Linked DNA regions of Homo sapiens: region 1 is linked to region 2. A link is an interaction called in ENCODE POLR2A ChIA-PET data of the cell type or tissue named here. Cell type or tissue: GM12878. All regions are shown on one strand. Each heading gives the region's core, and the rest is flanking DNA. Links, peaks and the distances in the headings are about the cores only.

Region 1 (8,000 bases), core at 1-8,000, 110 kb after region 2:
TGCTCCCTTCTATTATCCTATAAGCTGGAAGGAACCTTCAGGGTGTTTTCAGAAGATTTTAAAGATTAGAAGACTGTGGTCCAAAGAGGTTAAAGGACCTGCCTATCATCACACAGCAAGTTAGCAACCAAGTTAACTCAAGAACCCAGGCCTTCAAGGAAGCGTGGAAGGGACAGTGTTATTTTAACAAAACCATACAGCCGATTCATAATGGTCTCTTCCATGAATATTAGATGCTCATTTACATTTTGTGATGTGCCGATACTGGCCTCGGAGTCTAGTCCCAAACTATGTTTTCATGATACAGCTCAGCGAAAGTGTCCTGCTTCTAAAATTGAACAATGGTGATCTTCTTTCCAATCTGAAGGCGGGAGAGTAGTTGAGGACAATTCCTCTTAATGACATTCATCTTCTTAACCTTCTTAAGTTCCTCTTAATACATTAATCTTATTTGTTCTGCTTTGGATGCTGAGATCTTTTTTCAACATTGGCATCTGACTTTAAGTGGTATCAGATTTAACACAAAATTATGTTTTTAGTTATTTTTAATCTGCCACATAGGTATTACATATATGTCCTGAAAGTAATAATTTGACTTCTAGAGGCTTTTGTTCCTGCTCAGGTGATCTTAAGAGTGCTGAACTTTTGGGACTGTCAAGAAGGGTGAGGCTTGTCCCTGCTGGCAGGATGGTTCTGATTTTTTTTTTTAAGTCAGAAAACAAAAGATCTGTTTTCTAGTGAGCAGCATACTTCCCAGTTTCCCAAAAACAAAGAAGTTTGGGCTCCAGCATGATTTGCCAGTCTGCAAAGACCCGACTATTAAGGGTCCTTGTCTTAAAAACTTCTCACATAAAGTACTGCCTAGAATATCAGAGGTGTGAGAGAGAGGTAGAGGGAAGAGAAGAGGAGTTGGGGGCCCACAGATTACTTGACTGCGATGGTGGTCATTTAAAATTTTCTGTCCAGAGCTATTTTACATTGTTTCAGAACCAAGAGAAACATGGCCTACATTTCACAATTTACACCTCAGGTTTTTTATATATTTGACAGTTACATTACATTTCCAACAGTTACAATTTCCTTCTGGGGAGCTGGGGAAGCATTCCCAAACTAGTCTTCTGGGGAGTACAGAGGAGTTTAAAATATATAGAAGGAAATTTGTACAGGCTTCCCAGAAATAAGGGGGGCAGGGAGGGGGAGAGACAGAAAGAGGGAGAACAATAAAAAAAGTAAAAGAGGACATAAAATAAAAATTAAAACCCAGACTTTAGAAATTGTACAAGGAAAATTAGGGTCAGAGGTAAGTGGAAAGAGATCTTTGAGCTAAAGAAAGATGTTTAGGAAAGCACCTTGTTCTCTAGCTACATCCTGGTTTTACTGCTGCTGTGACTGAGTCAATGAAGCACCTACTGTGTGCCAGGTGGGCCATAAAAGTTGAGGCTAGGATTCCTGCACTCAAAGAGGTCTGCATATGTTAGTTGCGGAAATGCAAAGCTAACCCATGTAGAACAAGCAAAGAGCAATGAAATGCTTTGCCCTGATTGTAGGAGCCCAAGATCTGGGAAAGTGGGTAACAGACTGGGCTGCAGGAAGGAGGGCAGGCTTTACAGAGGCAGATGGATGATGGAGAGAGAATTCTGGTCAGGGCAACAGCCTGGACAAAGGCACAAAGGTAAGGATGAGGCTGGCACAGGTGTTCATTCTTTTGTTTAATCATTTATTAATTCAACAAACATGAGCATCTCCTAAAACCAAGAGACTTTTCTTGGTCCTGGGGACATGGCTCTTGCATTTGTGAAATTTACTATCATTGGAAAGAGGAAAAGTAATCCAATAGCCACTCAAATGAATGTGTTAAAGTGTGGCCAACAAACAAAGCCACGTGCTTTGAAGGCAGGGCACAGGCACTGCCTGAGGAAGTGCTGTCTTCCTCTGCCAGCAAGAAGGGGCAGTGAGCTGGGAAGTAGCAGAGGAGGGACTGGCCCAGTGAGCAAGAACCGGACCCTGCAGCACTTGTGAGTTATAATCATGAATCCGCATGTTATTCAGGAAGCTGGAAGGGCTTTACCCAGGAGAGTGGCGTGGTCTACCCCAGCTCTGTTCACTCTTTACACATACCAATAGCCTGGGGGTTTTGCTAAATTGCAGTTTCTAGCACAGGGAATTTTTTAGAGAAGTGAATCTATTTTGCATAATACTGTAATGATAGATATAAGTCATTATAAATTTGCCCAAATCCATAGAATATGCAATACCAGGAGTGACCCCTATCGTGAACTCTAGATTTGGGGTGGTAATGATGTGTTAATGTAGGTTCATTGATTGTAACAAGTGTACTGCCCTGGCGCAGGATGTAGACAGTGGCGGAAGCTGTGAATATGTGGGGAGGGGGTTACTTTACATTCAATTTTTCGATGAACCTAAAGCAGCTCTAAAAAATAAAGTCTATATAGTTTTTTAAATGCTGTTTCTGCTTAGGTGGGTCTGGGATGGGGCCTGAGATTCTGCATTTCTAAGAAGCACCTAGGTGATGCTGATGCTGCTCCACCATACACTTTGAGTTTCAGTAGTAAAGGTGTAAATAACTTTAAAAGGAAAAAAGTGTTACTGAAGAACAGAGTGGCTTGTAGGGCAGCCACAGTGACTGTGCAAAACCTATTAGGAGGTTATTTCAGTAACTTACAGTAACTGATGATGTCTTTAATGAAAAGAATTGGATCAGAAGGAAGTTGATGGGTTGGAGAGTGTGTACCATGTAAAATTAGTGAGGACTGCTCAACGGGAGTGTAGGTGTGAGTGTGCATGGTCTGTGGGAGGTGAGATTCAGTGAATACAGTGGAGTAGGATTATAGAGGGCTTTATTCAGGGCAGAGATTTGCCACACTAGGCCTTCCTCTCCTGCCACACCATGGCAGAGGTGTTCCCCCTCTCCTCCTGCCCAGCCACTGATGCCCAGGGGAAGGGACTCCTCTTTCATGCACAGGGTGGAACCAGCCAGGCTCCTCTCCCCCTCTAGGCCTGCAGGCACTGTCTATGGAGGCAGAAACGCCTGACTTTATAGTCCAGCAACTGGTGGCAGTAAGGCAGAGGCTCTAACAGGGCAGCCCTCAGAGGGACCAATGTGGGCAGCTTTTCCTTCAGAGCTGGAGTCCTTTAAGAGAGGGTCAGGTCTAAGGAGAGGGGAAAGGCCTCCTGTAGGAGGAGGCAAGAGATGTAGGAAAAGCATTGCCTATAAGTTTATAGTCTGAGAACTCAGAGCTAGGAGAAAAGAGAATACCCCAAAGTGCCACCATTCACAGAACACATCCTCCTCTCCCTGCAACACACACCGCTATGCTGCTGGCCCAGGGGTCCCATGAGCAGTGATTGTTGCCATCATCACCCTGACAACAGCTGTTCAAGTCCCTGTGCATTTTAAGGATATAAATACTGTTTAGAAAGAGAAAAAGTAAGGATCAGATGGTACAGAGTATATGAGCAGGGTCTAAACAGGGGGAAAAGTCAGGAACAGTGTGAACACGAGGAGACACAGGTCTCAAGCCTGTGGCTGCCAGAGGCAGCTCTGCCTGTCTCCTTTGTGTGGCTAGCACCTAGCCCAGGGCTGACACCAGCCCTGTCGGTGCTAGTTCACCTAATCAAACATTTAGAGGGGGGTCACTCCTGTTGGAAGAGTGTGCACAAACCAGGAACGGTAAAATCTCCAGGTGGTGAGACAATAGGTGACTTTCACGCTTTTCTATATCTTCCATTCTTTCTAAGAATGTTTATTTCATAGTCAGGGAAAATGTTTATTTAAAAAGCACACTTGTGTTTCCAGGGAGATCATGTATGTCCCGTCATTTGGTGAGTTAAAAGATGTTGTGTCAACTGCTTCTCTCCCTTCTCCACTAGCAGTGGTGATGCAGCTCCCAGACCCCTGCGAGGGCAGCCTCTCTAACGGCTGCTGAGGTTGAACTCCCTGGGAGGGGCACTGCAGACTGGCCACTGCATCCTCCAGGCCTCCAGGCTGCACGGAGAGGGTGGGGAAGACTCAGGTCTTCCTAGTATGGATTCTTCTTTTCCCTTCATGTTTTATTTGCAATGACATAAAATTCAACGTTTTAAAGTATACAATTCAGCCAGGCACGGTGGCTCACTCCTGCAATCCCAGCATTTTGGGAGGCCGAGATGGGTGGATCACCTGAGGTCAGGAGTTTGAGACCAGCCTGGCCAACATGGTAAAACCCTGTCTCTACTAAAAATGCAAAAATTAACCACACAAGGTGGCCCGTGCCTTTAATCCTAGCTACTCAGGAGGCTGAGGCAGGAGAATCTTTTGAACCCTGGAGGCGGGGGTTGCTGTGAGCCAAGATCATGCCACTGCACTCCAGCATGGGCAACAGAGCGAGACTCTGCCTCAGTAAATAAATAAATAAATAAATAAATAAATAAATAAATAAATAAATAAATAAAGTGTACAATTCAGTGGGTTTTAGTATATTTGCAATGTTGTGAAACCACCATCACTATCGAATTCCAGAAGGAAATGTTCTGGATGATGATGGAAATCATCATCCCAGAAAGAAACCTGCGCCTATTTGCAGCTACTCCTCATTCCCCTGTACCCCATCTCCTCGTAACCACTAATTTACTCTCTGTCTCTATGAATTTGCCTGTTCTAGACATTTCTTTTCTCTTCCTTTTTTTCCAGAATCCAGGTAAGAAAGAATATTCTGGACATTTCTTACAATATGTGGCGTTTCGTGACTATTTTCTTTCACTGAGCATTATGTCTTTCAGGTTCATCCATGTTGCGTATGTCTTAGTACTCCATTCGCTTTTACGGCCAAATAATATTCTGAAATAATATTCTGTTGTAGATTGAGATCTATTTTTTCTTTTTGTAGCGATGGGGTTTTTGCTATGTTGCCTAGGCTGGTCTCGATTTCCTGGGCTCAAGCAATCCACCCGCCTTGGCCAGCTCCCAAAGTGCTGGGATTACGGGTGCCTGGCCTAGATTGAGCCCTTGAGAGGTCCTTTTTTTTTTTTTTTTTTTTTTTTTTGAGACAGAGTCTTGCTCTGTCGCCCAAGCTGGAGTGCAGTGGCACAATCTCTGGCTCACAGCAAGCTCCGCCTCCCGGCTTCACGCCATTCTCCTGCCTCAGCCTCCCGAGTAGCTGGGACTACAGCTCGTAAAAGTCCTCCACACAAAAATCAGCCCGCCACCACGCCTGGCTAATTTATTTTTTTTGTATTTTTAGTAGAGACGGGGTTTCACCGTATTAGCCAGGATGATCTTCGAGCTCCTGATCCGCCTGCCTCGGCCTCCCAAAGTGCTGGGATTACAGGCGTGAGCCACCACGCCCGGCCGAGAGGTCCATTATTTGTCTAAAATTCTTGGTCTCTACTCTTGTTGGCAAATAGCTTCCTCTCCTGTGTGGCTAGCAGTCCAGAGTTGAAGTGGTCAGAGCAGGAGGGTGGCCAAGGGGTCAGGAGAGGCAGAGGCTGAGGCCAGCAGTGTTGAGTGTCCCTATTGTGCCCTACAGGTGGGCAGTTTCCATGCATTCGCCAGAAGGCGAGCAGCGTTGCCGTCCATCTCTGCCTTCTCTCCGCCTCCTTTCACAGCCTCTGGCCCTTTCTGACTGCTGCTGGGTAGAGGTGCAGGAGGGGCTCCCCATGCCAGCTATGGGCACTGAACTCAGTTCAAGAATCAGCCAGTTACCATGGTGATGCTGGTCCTATGGGGGTGTGGTTCAGCAAAGCAGGCTGTTGTGCATGAGAAAGAACAGCCCCATTTAAAATCTGTAGAGCATTCTAAAGTTAAGAAAGCACTTTACATCTGGTATCCTGTGATCGCTGTGATAATTATGTGAAGCAGGGAAGATAGTTATCTCGGTCTGGTTTGTGCTGCTATAACAGAATACCTGACATTGGGTAATTTAGAAAGAACAGAGATTTATTTCTTACTGTTCTGGAGGCTGGGAAGTCCAAGGTCAAGGGGCTCACATCTGATGAGGACCTTCTTGCTGCATCATCCCATGGCAGAGGATAGAAAGGCAGGAGAGCACGCCCAAGGCAGAGTAGGAAGGAGGCCAAAACCATCCTTTATAAGGAAGCCACTCCTGCTGTAGTGAACCCACTCCCAAAAAAATGGCATTAATCCATCCATGATGGCAGAGTCTCCATGACCTAATCACCTTTTAACAGTCCCAATTCTCAACACTGTTGCACCCGGAATTAAATTTCCAACACAAAACCTTTAGGGGACACATTCAAATCATAGCAATAGTATTATGACTGTTTTACAGAGATGGAACCTGAAGCCCAGAGAGGTTACCCAGCTTGCTCAAGGTTATGATTCTAATACACAGTGGATGGAGCCAGACCTCATTTCCTCATGCCTAGACATGCATTCAGCAAGTATTTACTGAGCACCTACTATGGGCCAGGCCCTGTTCTAGACACTGCAGATATGGCAGTGAACAAAGGAGGAAGCCTCTGCTCCATAGCTCCATACGTAATTATGTATCACATATACCTGTAAATATACATCACAGTTGTAAAAATATATATCAGCTGGAGACAAGCCTGAAGAGAAACAAATCAGGCAAAGAGACTAAAGAGTAGCAGGATGGAGGGGGGCAGGGAGGATGGCGCTGTTCAAGGAGAGTCAGGGAAGGCCTCTTTGACAAGGGGCCACGAGAGTAGATGTGAGCAAAGTGGGACCTGAACTGTGTGGATCTCTGGGGAAGACACTGGCTCCCTCTAATGTCCTAGGTACTGTGGAGGACTTTTATGAGCAGTATCTCATTTTGAATCCTTGCACCCACTGGGTTGGGTAGGTGTTACAATGCCCATTCAAAAATGGCAAAGCAAGCTCAGAAGTTCAACCAGGTTTGAGACAGTAATATTGAGATTTCCAGGTGCTGACTTTCCCCGCCAGTCACTGAAGCAGACAAAATCGTTAGAGACATTTCCGTTTCAACTGCTTTTTGTCCGTGTGTGATGGAGTCCCTAAAACAGACAAAACTGATATAAATTTGGGCAAATTTATAATGACTGTTTTCTGTCTCTGTGTGGTGGAATCCCGAAAACTGGGTTCCCGTGTGAATTTCCAAATTGTTCGGAAGATTTTGGGTTCCTCTTTTTAGTCCTGTTCTTCTTCACTCTTCTCCTCAGAAGGCTGGACAAAAACTCCTCAGAAGCCATCACCAAAATTAGATAGTCTCTCTTTCAGCTATGCTTTCACTTTTGCTAACATCACCACATACCAAAATCAGTGAGAAATATTGGATTCTTTTTGGCTGGGAATGAATAGTTCGGTGGGGAAAGACCCTATTATTGGGAGGCCCAGACAAGTGAGTTGCTGTCTGTCTGGCCCATAGCAAGACCAGAGTGCTATATATCTGACATAACCCTTGAGTGAAATGAAAGGTAAGAGTTGGCAGTGGGAGGAGGGAGAAAGAAAAATGGAAACTCTTACAGAAGACCTGCTATGTCCTTGGGACTTTTTATTTATATCATTTAATTGAACTGAATTTTCCAGTGATCCCAAGGGGTAGGTGTCATACCTATTTAGAGATGAAGAAACAGATGAAACAGCAAGTGGCTGAGCTGGGACTAGAATCCAAGTCAATGGAGATGGATAGCCCATGTTCCTTCTACGTCTCATTTTGCTTTCCTTGCAACACTAGGAGTGTCTGGGTTGTCATTTGATCTTTAGCTAATATAGCTTCACTTTGAAATATGCTCCCTTCAAGTATGTCTTTTTATTTCTTCCTTTCTTTCAGTTATATTCCCTAAAGCAGGGACTGGCAACATTCCACACAATTGCTGAAGAGGTGCCTGGACCTTTCTGCATTACCTCACTTTGCTATGCAAATACCCACCATCACAAAACTCTCTTGTTCAGTGCTGTGGTGGGGCCGTATCCAGTCTGACAGAGGCCTGAGAATGGCTGGTGAGATGGAAAGGTGCTAGTGCCCCATGATCCTGCTATCTAAGAAAAGAGAGGGCTTGGA
Region 2 (10,568 bases), core at 1,495-9,494:
TATTAAAAACTGCTAGATATTCCATCTATGTCAATTATGGTGCTTTTGATAGCAAGTAATAGAAAATCCTCATAAGGAAAACTCACATAGCTGGAAGTCCAGTTAGAGTCAGCTCTAGATGTGATGATATCATAGGGTCACTGATTTCATCCAAGACTCAAGTTATTTTCATCTCAGCTTTCTCGTCCAGGACTGATGAAGCCCGTCATGTGCTTGCTTGTTAAAGTCCAGCGGAAGAGAGAGAAACCATTCCCTGGGCATGGACTCTTAGTCCCCTTTTTAAAGGTCTGATTGAGCCAAATTAGGTTATATGTATTTTTATGGACCAGTAATAGTTATCAACAGAATACCTTATGCTGATTGGCTTACACAAGATCCGCCCCCTTCATCCCACCCCTGCTTAGATCCATGTGCAGGTTTGATATCTGGACAAAACAAATTCCGTCACAATTGAGGAAGAGGTAAATGGATATTGAATAGACAACCAGATTTCCACTACACCATCTTGTTCACCTAACAGGTCACCCTGAACAGTCAAATTGAGTTTATGGAGGAATTCCTCTCATAGTTTGCTCAAACTTTAGAAAGAAAATTATTGGTAGAGCAAAATAATTCTGATGTTCAGTTTTTATAGAATGTGACAATTAGCAGATGTTCAGAGAACTGTTCCCTGAAGAGTTGTCCTTAGTGAGATCTGAATTAGGATGCTTTCAACTGGAAGCAGTAGAATACCCAACTACACTGACACAAGCAATACAGAAAAGTAATTTACCTCCCTGTTAGGAAGTTTGGAAATTAAAAGCTCCTGGTTTGAGATAGTGGCTCAGTGGTGCTTTCAAGAACTTAGTCTTGGCTGGGTGTGGTGGCTCATGCCTGTAATCCCAGCACTTTGGGAGACTGAGGCCAGAGGATTGCTTGAATCCTGGAGTTCAAGACTGGCCTGGGCAACATAGTGAGAACCTGTCTCTACAGAAAATAAAAACATTAGCTCGGCATGGTGGTACATGCCTGTAGTTCAGTTACTTGGGAGGCTGGGGTGAGAAGATCGCTTGAACCCAGAGGACTGAGGCTGCAGTGAGCCGTGATTGTGCCGCTGCATTCCAGCCTGGCTGACAGAGCAAGGCCCTGTCTTAAAAAAGCAAGCAAACAAAAAAACCTAGGCTTGTTCTATTTTTCTGCTCTTTACCCTTCTCATCCTTAGGCATATCCTATCTCATGACTATGGTAACTTCAAGCATTACATCGTCACGCAACTATTCAAGCCTGGATGAAAGGTAGGCCTGCTATCTACCAGGGAGTATACTTTTTCCCAGAAGCTCCCCCACGTACTTCCTCTTACATCTCATTGCTCACAGGTCTACTTTTGTGCCAGTCGCTATCAAGGGGAATGAGATATTGTGCTTGGCTTCAACCAATCTTAGTTCAGGCTCTGGCAACTTGGGGAAAAGCCCACCTTCCTTAACATATTACCCAAGCAAAATTAGATTTGCATAAACTGAAGAAAAAGGGGAAATGGCTATGGAAGACAACCAATAGTGTCTGCTTAAGTTCAACTTGACACTATGTGTCCAGAGCATAAAATTATGCCTCTGTTCTATTTTAGTATCTATACTAGGAAAGTGTTAACCCCAAGCTCAGTGTTTCTCAAACTGTATGTGGTGAAGAACCAGCTTTTTTCCCCTCAATTCATCACAGACCCAACACTAGGAAAATGAAATAAACCCATATAGATTTAAAAATATGCTATACAAACCCAGAATTTTTGTTAGTTCAAAGGCCATAGTTTCTCTGTGAAATTGCTATAAAAAATGTCTAAAGTCACAATTTCTGTCCTTACCCCAGCATGAACCAGCATGGACAAGTAACAAACAGTTTGAAGACCAGGCTGAGTTCATGACCACACTTGTTGACTCTGGTGACTTCATAAGATGGCCCCCGCCTGCCTCGCCTGCCTCTTGTCTGCTGCTCCTTTTGATTCACCTACAACAAGCTGTTCTCTGTTACCAGAATATGCCACGTATTTTGTTTTACTTCTGGGACTGACTTTACAATCTGTTCTTTCTTCCTGGAATGCCCTCCTCTAGCTGGGGAAAACCTACTCATCTTTTTAGACCAGATTAAAAGTCACCTTCCCTGTGATGTTTTCTCGTGGAAAAAAATATTTTTTTAAGAGACAGTGGTCTCACTATGTTGCCTAGGCTGGTCTCAAACTCCTGGGCACAAGTGATCCTCCCATCTCAGCCTCCCAGAATACTAGGATTATAGACATAAGCCATCACGCCCCCAACCTCATGAATTTTAGTTAGGTTATAGCAGTATAGTAAAAGTCCCTATGGATTGAATTATTTGCTCCCTCATAAGTGTTTTTTCTTTGAATCCTAAGTACACTTATTTTATTGGATTACAGTTTCTGAGTCAGTATCCGGGATAGACTGAAAGTTTCTTGAAGTGATAATTGTCTTATTCATCTTTATATCCCCTGTTCTTGGAACACATAGTCTGTCCTGAATAAATGCCTATTGAATTGAATCAGCTCAACAAATGAGAAAACTTATGTTTCTTTCCTTTTTTCTTTCCCAGTTGTTTTTTATTGTGTTCTGCCTTCATGTTTGTGTATTTCCTTATAAGAACATACCATTTTGACAGACAATACATTTTTTCTTTCCTTTTCTATCAAATCTGGACTTACACAAGACACAACTTTTCATTGTTGTGTTCTGATCACAGGTCCTATCCTGTGGGCATCAATGTCACTATTACTGCAGGCCACTATTACTGCAGTGTAATGTCACTATTACATGCACCCATGATTCTCTGACACGTATGCCACCCTGGCAATGTACTCAAATTTCCAGCAGCAATAGATGAGCTTGTATATGCACACATGTAAACTCCCAAAAGTACCTGGTAGGATGTTATTAATATACTGTAGAGAATATACAATTCAGAGACACACTGACCTAGGCTTTAATCCTTATTCACATACTGACTAGCTTTGTGACCTTGGGCAAGTTCCTTAGCCTCTCTGAGCCTGCTGCTTCTATTAAAACAAAAAATAGGTATAGTAAGATAACATAAAACAATAGCTGCTTGATAAATGTTAGTCCCCTCTGCTGAGATAGCACATATGTGGATTGACAGGAAAGCAGGCTGAGTGCAGTCTGGACAGCAGGACAAGTGAACCATAGAGTTAATGGGTCTGCCTGTCTCTTTAATGGGTCAGGGCCAACCTATTTGGCAGGTCTCCTAAGAAAGATGAGCTGCTTTGAAATTGTATCTTGGGCAGAGCTTTGGTTGCTTCTTCATTTCTATGCTTCTGACTTCCCTGCTTACAGCTGGCAGGGACAGCTACTCTGGAAGCTCAGGGGCTGCATGTCTGTGATAGAAGGATGAGCAGCTGCTGCTTGTTAAAGTAGGGGGGTTGTTTGGGAGGCAGGCAAGTGATGTAAAAACAGTATATGGAAATCCCCAAACCCCACTGTTAAAATGATGTCAGGGGTCCAAATCATGTCCATGGAGTGACCTCAGTGACATTTCTTCTCCAAATACTCTAGCTCTTTACTGATTTTTTTCCTCTTAACTTAGAAAGGAGGAAATAAGGTATATATTTGTTGGTCAGATGATTTTAATGAGGTTAAGAAAAAACTGGCTTCCTTCAACATGCCATGCATTTTCATGCCTCTGTGCCCGTGCTTCTGCTGTTCTCACCACTAGAAATGCTGTTCTCCCCACTAGAAATGCTATTCTCCCTCTACCTGCCTGGTGAATTCAACCCCTAAACCTCAAATTAGAGGCCAGCCCTTCTTTGCATCTTCCCTCCCTGATGCCACCCTTCCTTCTAGGCTGCCACCATCCTTCAAAGTTAACTTGGTTGTTGTGCTTCACATACTGAACTGCCTTTGTTTTTTGAGGTCTCTTTACCCTAACAGGGTGAAAGTTTCTCTTGAGGATCTTTGATGCCCAAGGGCTTAGCTCATAAAAGGCACTCAATAAATATTTGTTGAGTGAAAACATCTCCTTCTCACCATATTTGACAATTTTGAATTTCTCATAAATTTTCATCAAGTTATAGCAGTATAGTAAAAGTCCTTATGAATTGAGTCCTTGATTAGTTCTGGGAGGTTACTGAGCACCCCGCCTGTACTTCAGGGGCGATAGGAGTAATGGGAGTAAGTGCTAACCCAGCAGCAGGGAGGAAGAATCAAGGAGTCATTTGGAATCCAGAGAGTCACATTTCTTTTTCTTTCTTTCTTTCTTTCTTTCTTTCTTTCTTTCTTTCTTTCTTTCTTTCTTTCTTTCTTTCTTTCTTTCTTTCCTTCCTTCCTTCCTTCCTTCCTTCCTTCTTTCCTTCTTTCTTCTCCTTCCTTTTTTTTTTTTTTTTGACAGAATCTTGCTCTGTCACCCAGGCTAGAATGCAGTGGCACAATTTTGGCTCACCACAGCCTCTGACTCCCAGGTTCAAGAGATTCTTGTGCCTCAGCCTCCCCAGTAGCTGAGACTACAGGTGCCCGCCACCACGCCCAGCTAATTTTTATACTTTTAGTAGAGACAGGGTTTCCACCATGTTGGCCAGGCTGGTCTCGAACTCCAGCCTCACTCAGGTGATCCACCCGCCTCAGCCTCCCAAAGTGCTGCGATTATAGGCGTAAGCCACTGTGCCCAACTAACATTTCTTAGCCTAATGTTTGCATACTCCAGCTTTATCTCTTGGCAGCCCAAAGTAGATTCCTAGGTTCAACCAGAAGTTCCTTGAAAATTGTCAGACTTCATAGAAGTGTGGAGTTGGGAGTCATGGATCTAGTACTGTACTTCCACTTACTGGCAAACCCCTTGGGACAGAGTATTAAGTTTGACAGACTTGGGTTCAAATCCTGGCTCTGCCACTTAGACCATCTGTGGGAGCTTGTTACCTCTCTGAGCCTCAGTTTCTTCCAGATCTAGAAGGAGAATAATATTTATTTTGAAGGATTGTTGTCACAACTAACTTATAAGTGTATAAAATGCCTAATCTAGGTTTGGCACTTCATGGGTGTTTAATAGGTGGGAATTATAATTTGGAAGCACCGGAGTGGGTGGGATGATGATCTGGGCAATGTATTATTATTTGTTTACTATTACCAGATCCAGATATATGCAGGGGAAAGCCAGCTTAGAATTCAAAAAGCCACTTTACATAGCTACTTTTGTTAAATGGATGTCAAATAAATACATAATGATATTTGCAGTGTGACTTAATAAAGGCCTTCAGGGGGTTTTCCAGCTTTCACTGTTAGGATTTTTTCTGATAATAGTCCCATACTTTCCTACTCTGATGTGTCCTCACTCAGAAGCACTGTCTGGCTCTCCCCAAAGGGAGCTCGGGACAGTTTCCTGCCTGAGGTGTTCAGGTGAATTCTGTGCTCACTTTTCCTTTCTCTCTCCTTGTCTGTCTCTCTGACCCTGAGGTCTTATCTTGTCCTCTGGGAGGTATGTTAAGTGCTCTGCCAGGCTGCCTGTGCCTGGCCTGTTTTTTCTCACTGCCAGTACCTCTTGGATTCCAATTCCAAACATGGTATCCATCTGGGGTCACCCTTTCTTCCGGTGCCAAGAGAGAACACATTCCAAATGGAACACAAATGTGCCTCCCATGCTGGCTCTCCTCATTCTGCTTGGGAAAAACAGAGAGCAGGATGTGGCCGCATCATCCCACGCTGCTGGACTTTTCAGTCCTGTAGTGCTACTTTCCCTTGGGACTATTTAGGTTTTTCTGCTAAGAACCAAATTTGAAGACTCCCAAGAAACATGGAACCAAGGAAGCTTGCCAGAGCTCTGCAGGGAGAGCCAGAGCCTTGCTGAGACAGCGGGGGTGGTGGGGAGGAGAGAGGGGGGGAGAGGGGGAGAGAGAGAGAGAGAGAGAAAGAGGTTTTTAAATTCTCCATGAAGTGTACTATGTTCCATCATTCCTTCCCAAAGCCACCGGAAGCATTCCTTCTAGGAAAGGTGGAGTCGGTAGTGAGAAGCCGGAGGTGAGAAGACCCCTGAGCGGATGGATTCATTCATTTTCTGAATTTCCTATGTGAGGACAGTATTAGAGCCCAGTGAGGCTTTGAGAGGCCCCAAAGATGAGCGCCAACAGCAGCAGAGTGGGCCAGCTTCTCTTGCAGGGTTCAGCGTGCATTAGGTGGAAGCAGGATGTGGAAGGGGCTGTCTACCACCTAGCCAACTGCCTCTTACTCCTGGGCTTCATGGGGGGCAGTGGGGTGTATGGATGCTTCTATCTTTTTGGCTTCCTGAGTGCAGGTTACCTGTGCTGCGTGCTGTGGGGCTGGTTCAGTGCCTGTGGCCTGGACATTGTTCTTTGGAGCTTCCTGCTGGCTGTGGTCTGCCTGCTCCAGCTGGCACACCTGGTATACCGCCTGCGTGAGGACACCCTCCCTGAGGAGTTTGACCTCCTCTACAAGACGCTGTGCCTGCCCTTGCAGGTGCCCCTACAGACATACAAGGAGATTGTTCACTGCTGCGAGGAGCAGGTCTTAACTCTGGCCACTGAACAGACCTATGCTGTGGAGGGTGAGACACCCATCAACCGCCTGTCCCTGCTGCTCTCTGGCCGGTAAGCTACTCTATCCATTGCCCAGAATTTCTTTCCCCAGCCCACACTTCTCATTTCCTAGTGTGTCCCTTTCCATTTCATGTCCCTTTCCATTTCGTGTCCCCTTCCATTGAGGGAAGGATGTGACAAGTCAAACAAACCAAAATAGATTTTTCTAAGAGTGGGGTTGCTTCCTCTTTCTTGGCATTTTCCAAGAAGAAACCAGTTCATGAGGCATCTTGGTTGGCAAGAATGATTGTATGTGCACTTGCTGCTGGAAGGTGTGCAGTGCGTGTGTCTTGAGCCTGGGCCTTAAATAACCCCTCTACCATCACCACACACATATCAGTGTGTCATGCCTAAGCTGCAGCAATATCTCTGTAAGCTTTGAAAAACTAACATTTCAATAAGGTTAATCTGTTCCTTACTCAAATTCAACATTTGCTAAGCACCAACTGTATTCAGGGAACAATGCCAGAAATGGGAGGTCGGGATAGCGGGGTGGTTCTCATAACCCCTGTTCCCTGCCAAGGCATCAAGCAAACAGCCCCACTTGTGTTTGGGGTAGCTGTATGTAGCCAGGTAGGGAGAGTGAATACCCCTTGCCCACCTTTCCATTTCCAGTTGTTCTATTGAGGTTCTTGAAGACTAAGAAGTCAAGTACAGTACTGTAAATCTGAGGGCCCAACAATGGGAGAAGAGAAGTGATACACCTATCTCATCAAGGCTTTTGTGGAAGCACCGCCTCTTTTGGAGAAGGCTGACAGTCAGATATGGGCAGAAATGGTCTTAGTCAGGATCAGTGTATGCCCAGTCAACCTGGATGTGAATGTTGGGCATTGATTTCTTCTGAGAAAACATCACGGGGCTCTGTGCTACACACTTAGTAGGCAATTGTGGATTTTTTTATACTGCCCTAGTGGCTCTTGAGCCCCACAACCCCCACTCCACCAGCTTTCTTGAGACCAGGAGAATGTGATAGAAAAGGTAAGATGGCAATTAGAAGGCTCCAATTCCAAGAAAAAAAAAAAAAAAAAGCAAATCCAGATAATACTGCCAACCACACAATGGAGAAAAAAGTTTGACAATGATGCTAATGGTACTACAACTACCACTAATAGTAATAATACGTGTTTGTGTATTCATTTATAGAACCTGAAGTATCATGTATATATGTTTTGATTTTGTTTGAACTCAGAGGTCCTGGATAGAGTGAGCTAGGAGGGGAGACATTTTGTGAGGGTACATTTCATTTCATTTATTGGTGAACTGAAAGTGTAAACCAATGCGATTATTTGTAAACAGATATAGATGTAAATACAAATACATATAACTATTGTGAAAATGTTTGCACCTATAGTTCCATGCTTAAAGACAATTTAGGGAACTTGCTCATTCATGAGACCCATGATGTTATAGCTCGTCTGTTCAAAGGAGGAAATTGAGAGCAGCAGAAGTGCTCCCTCCAGTGTAGGGTGCCCATTTGCTGGAAGCATGTATGGTTACTGTATAGTTCAGTTAGGATAGATTTACTGTGAACTTGTATAAGATCACTTCCCAGTGAAGGGGAGAGGGGGGCTTGCCCTTGGTGTAGCTTTTCCTGGTATACTTAGCATCAAAAGGCTGAGTCAGAAATTAGACAATTTTGATTTTTTTTTTTCCTGCCTTTCAAGGTTTGGAGTAAGAGTTTTGTTATCTTTCAGTGTCACCCTGTCTCAGCTTTGCTGAGCTGGACATAGAGGAAAAGGCTTCTAGTCTATGACTGGGCTCTAGTTTTAAAGGAGAATCACTGAACCTTGGGCTGGTTACAGTAAGGGACCAAACATCTCAAAGCAGCAGACAAGAACTTTGTGCCAGGAAGTGGGGACTCTTGTGCAGACTTCCACATCTCACATGCACACTGTTCTCTAGAGTCCTTCACTCAAACCTCAGAAGTCTTTTTGTTTTGTTTTAATAAAGGAAACCAATCTCTTTCAAAACTCAGAGAGGGAAAGTGACTTTCTCAAAGTCTATCACCCTGTTAAGCAGCGCTTAACTTAGACGTTTCTCTCATATAAAATTCAAAACACAAACTTCCATATATACAACCCCCTGAGCAGGCAACTAACTATCTAAGCTATTCATTTAGGAGAAGATCATCCATCTTCCAGTAGATCAAGAAGGAAGAAGAAACAGATGATAAAGGGCACAGCATTCCGATTTAAATGGCTTCAGCGAGCCACGAAGATCATTAGACATTATCTACACTCTACGGTTGTCACTCTTTGGTGGCTTGCCTGGGTGGCCGAAATCCTCGCCTAAGGAGCTGACATATGCTGCAGCAGCGCCATTCTCTTCTGCTGTCTTCCTTTGCTATGGAAGCTTTTCAGTGAGGTTTTGATCCCCTTTTATGGTGACACAAGTGAGTTTGTTCCTTGGTTTCCTTTGTTCATTTATTCATCCTTACTTTCTTGCTTCCTTCTTTCCTTCTTTTCCCCCTTCCATACATATTTATTCAGAGTCTTGAATAAAGCTCCTGTCTTCCAGCTTTAGGTTGTCAGATAATAGGTGCAATTGTTTTTTTAATTGGTGCTGGTCTTTGGTAATTTGTATACACGCATGTATACCTAGGCATTCATTAAGAGCAAGGCTCAGGAGTGCTGATATCCCATTGGCCAGGACTTATCACTTGCCTATGCCTAGCAGCCAGGGAAGTAGAGAAATGTTGATTTTTTTCTCTGCAGTCATGTGTCCAGTTAAAATCTAGCACCATTAAGGAAGAGAAGAAAGCAGATACTGGAGAACAGACTGCCACACTGGATTTCCCAGGTCTTTGTTCATTCTCATCTTTATCTGCTTCTCAATACCCTTTGCATCCCTCAAAATTCAGCTCAAATGTCATCTCCTTCGAGAGGTCTGCTGCCCAAAGAGAACCAATCTTTCTCTCTCCTCTGTTACTGTTCCACAATAGCACCTATCACATTGACTTGCAGCCAGTTATTTATGTGCCTGTGACTTCCACTAAATTGTGAAATCCTCAAAGACAAAGACCAGATTGTGCCCATCTCTGCATTCCCAGATCTCCAGAAACATGAGAGATGCTCCAGAAATATTTGTTTAGCCAATAAACCTCCAGAAATAATGGAAGGATATCTCCCCCAAATGAACAAGGTGTACCTTAGAGATCTTTTTCATCTTCCCCCTTTGCCTAATAGAGGCACCCCTATTGCCTGATATAACTCACTTTAGAAGAGAGGTTAAAGATGAAACTCTGAGTTTTCTGGGCAGGGGTCGGGTTGGGGGAAGGATAAAGCCCATACTGGATTCTAATCTTCTTCCAGATGTGGCCTCACATCTGAAATACACTCCCTGTCCTCAGGCATCATCAATGACATGCCATCAGTTCTAACAAGTTCTCATGGAATGCAGTCTTTTTACCCTGCAGGGGCAGAGCACTAGGCTAGGTACAGCCACAAGGGTACAAAGGCACCAAGCAGCAATAGTAAGGCTCCTAACCCCTTAAGTTGTGAAACCAAGCCTGTGGTCATGGGCAAGTCAAGAGCAGTTAATGACTTAAGACTTAAGACTTAAGAATATTCATAAAATTAAAGCAAATAATTCGGATTTCTGGCTGCAGCCACAGTAACCCACTCTAGCCAACAGAAGGGGGAAAAAAGGTCTTTATTTAAAAAAATACAAGGATTTCTTATGAAACTCAAGGAAAGACATGCACCTAAGCCTCAGGTAGTGCTAGAAACAAGAACATGTCCTACTAGGACATTTTATGTGATTTCAAGTTTATTTTCTCTATAGCCAATTGGGACCCATGCTTTTCAAAGTCTGAGTTACGTGATAAAAAAAAATTTTTTTTAGTTCCTTCAGGGAGGAGTGTGTTAGTTTTGTTAATAATGCCTGATAATTGTCCCCATCCAAGGCATGATTTACACGCAATTCCATTTCCAAATTCCCAGGGAAGGAGTTTGATTGGCTCAGCTTGAGTCAGGTGTTCACTCTAGGA

What was found. ChIA-PET counts read pairs that join two places held together with the same protein. Peaks named below come from ENCODE experiments on the same cell type or tissue, not always from the same donor. Only the 100,000 strongest peaks of a DNase experiment are listed, where the experiment ranks them.
Region 1: POLR2A ChIA-PET joins it to region 2 with 23 read pairs; 2 of 35 experiments call an interaction of 5 or more read pairs at or near these places.

Annotation. Positions count from the first base shown.
Region 1 is chr3:119,549,556-119,557,555 of GRCh38, reverse strand. All of the region lies in intron 2 of CD80 (CD80 molecule), which reads left to right. Among named protein-coding and RNA genes, the nearest start is that of CD80, 6.1 kb to the left of the region's middle. RefSeq lists enhancers at 3,037-3,216, 3,277-3,326, 3,557-3,656, 7,025-7,244. In GM12878, for the core only: a CTCF peak has its summit at 6,744; a DNase peak (open chromatin) is centred at 6,920; H3K4me3 peaks cover 7,592 bases; H3K27ac peaks cover 7,797 bases.
Region 2 is chr3:119,655,957-119,666,524 of GRCh38, reverse strand. It overlaps POPDC2 (popeye domain cAMP effector 2), which reads left to right and starts at 5,936. Exons shown (of 4, transcript NM_001369919.2): 1 at 5,936-6,592. The coding sequence starts at 6,102. It overlaps LOC105374063 (a long non-coding RNA gene), which reads right to left and starts at 255. Exons shown (of 2, transcript XR_924390.3): 1 at 87-255. It also overlaps a transcript of COX17 not described here. RefSeq lists an enhancer at 3,632-3,681. In GM12878, for the core only: no CTCF peak of the experiment used is centred there; no DNase peak of the experiment used is centred there; H3K27ac peaks cover 2,734 bases.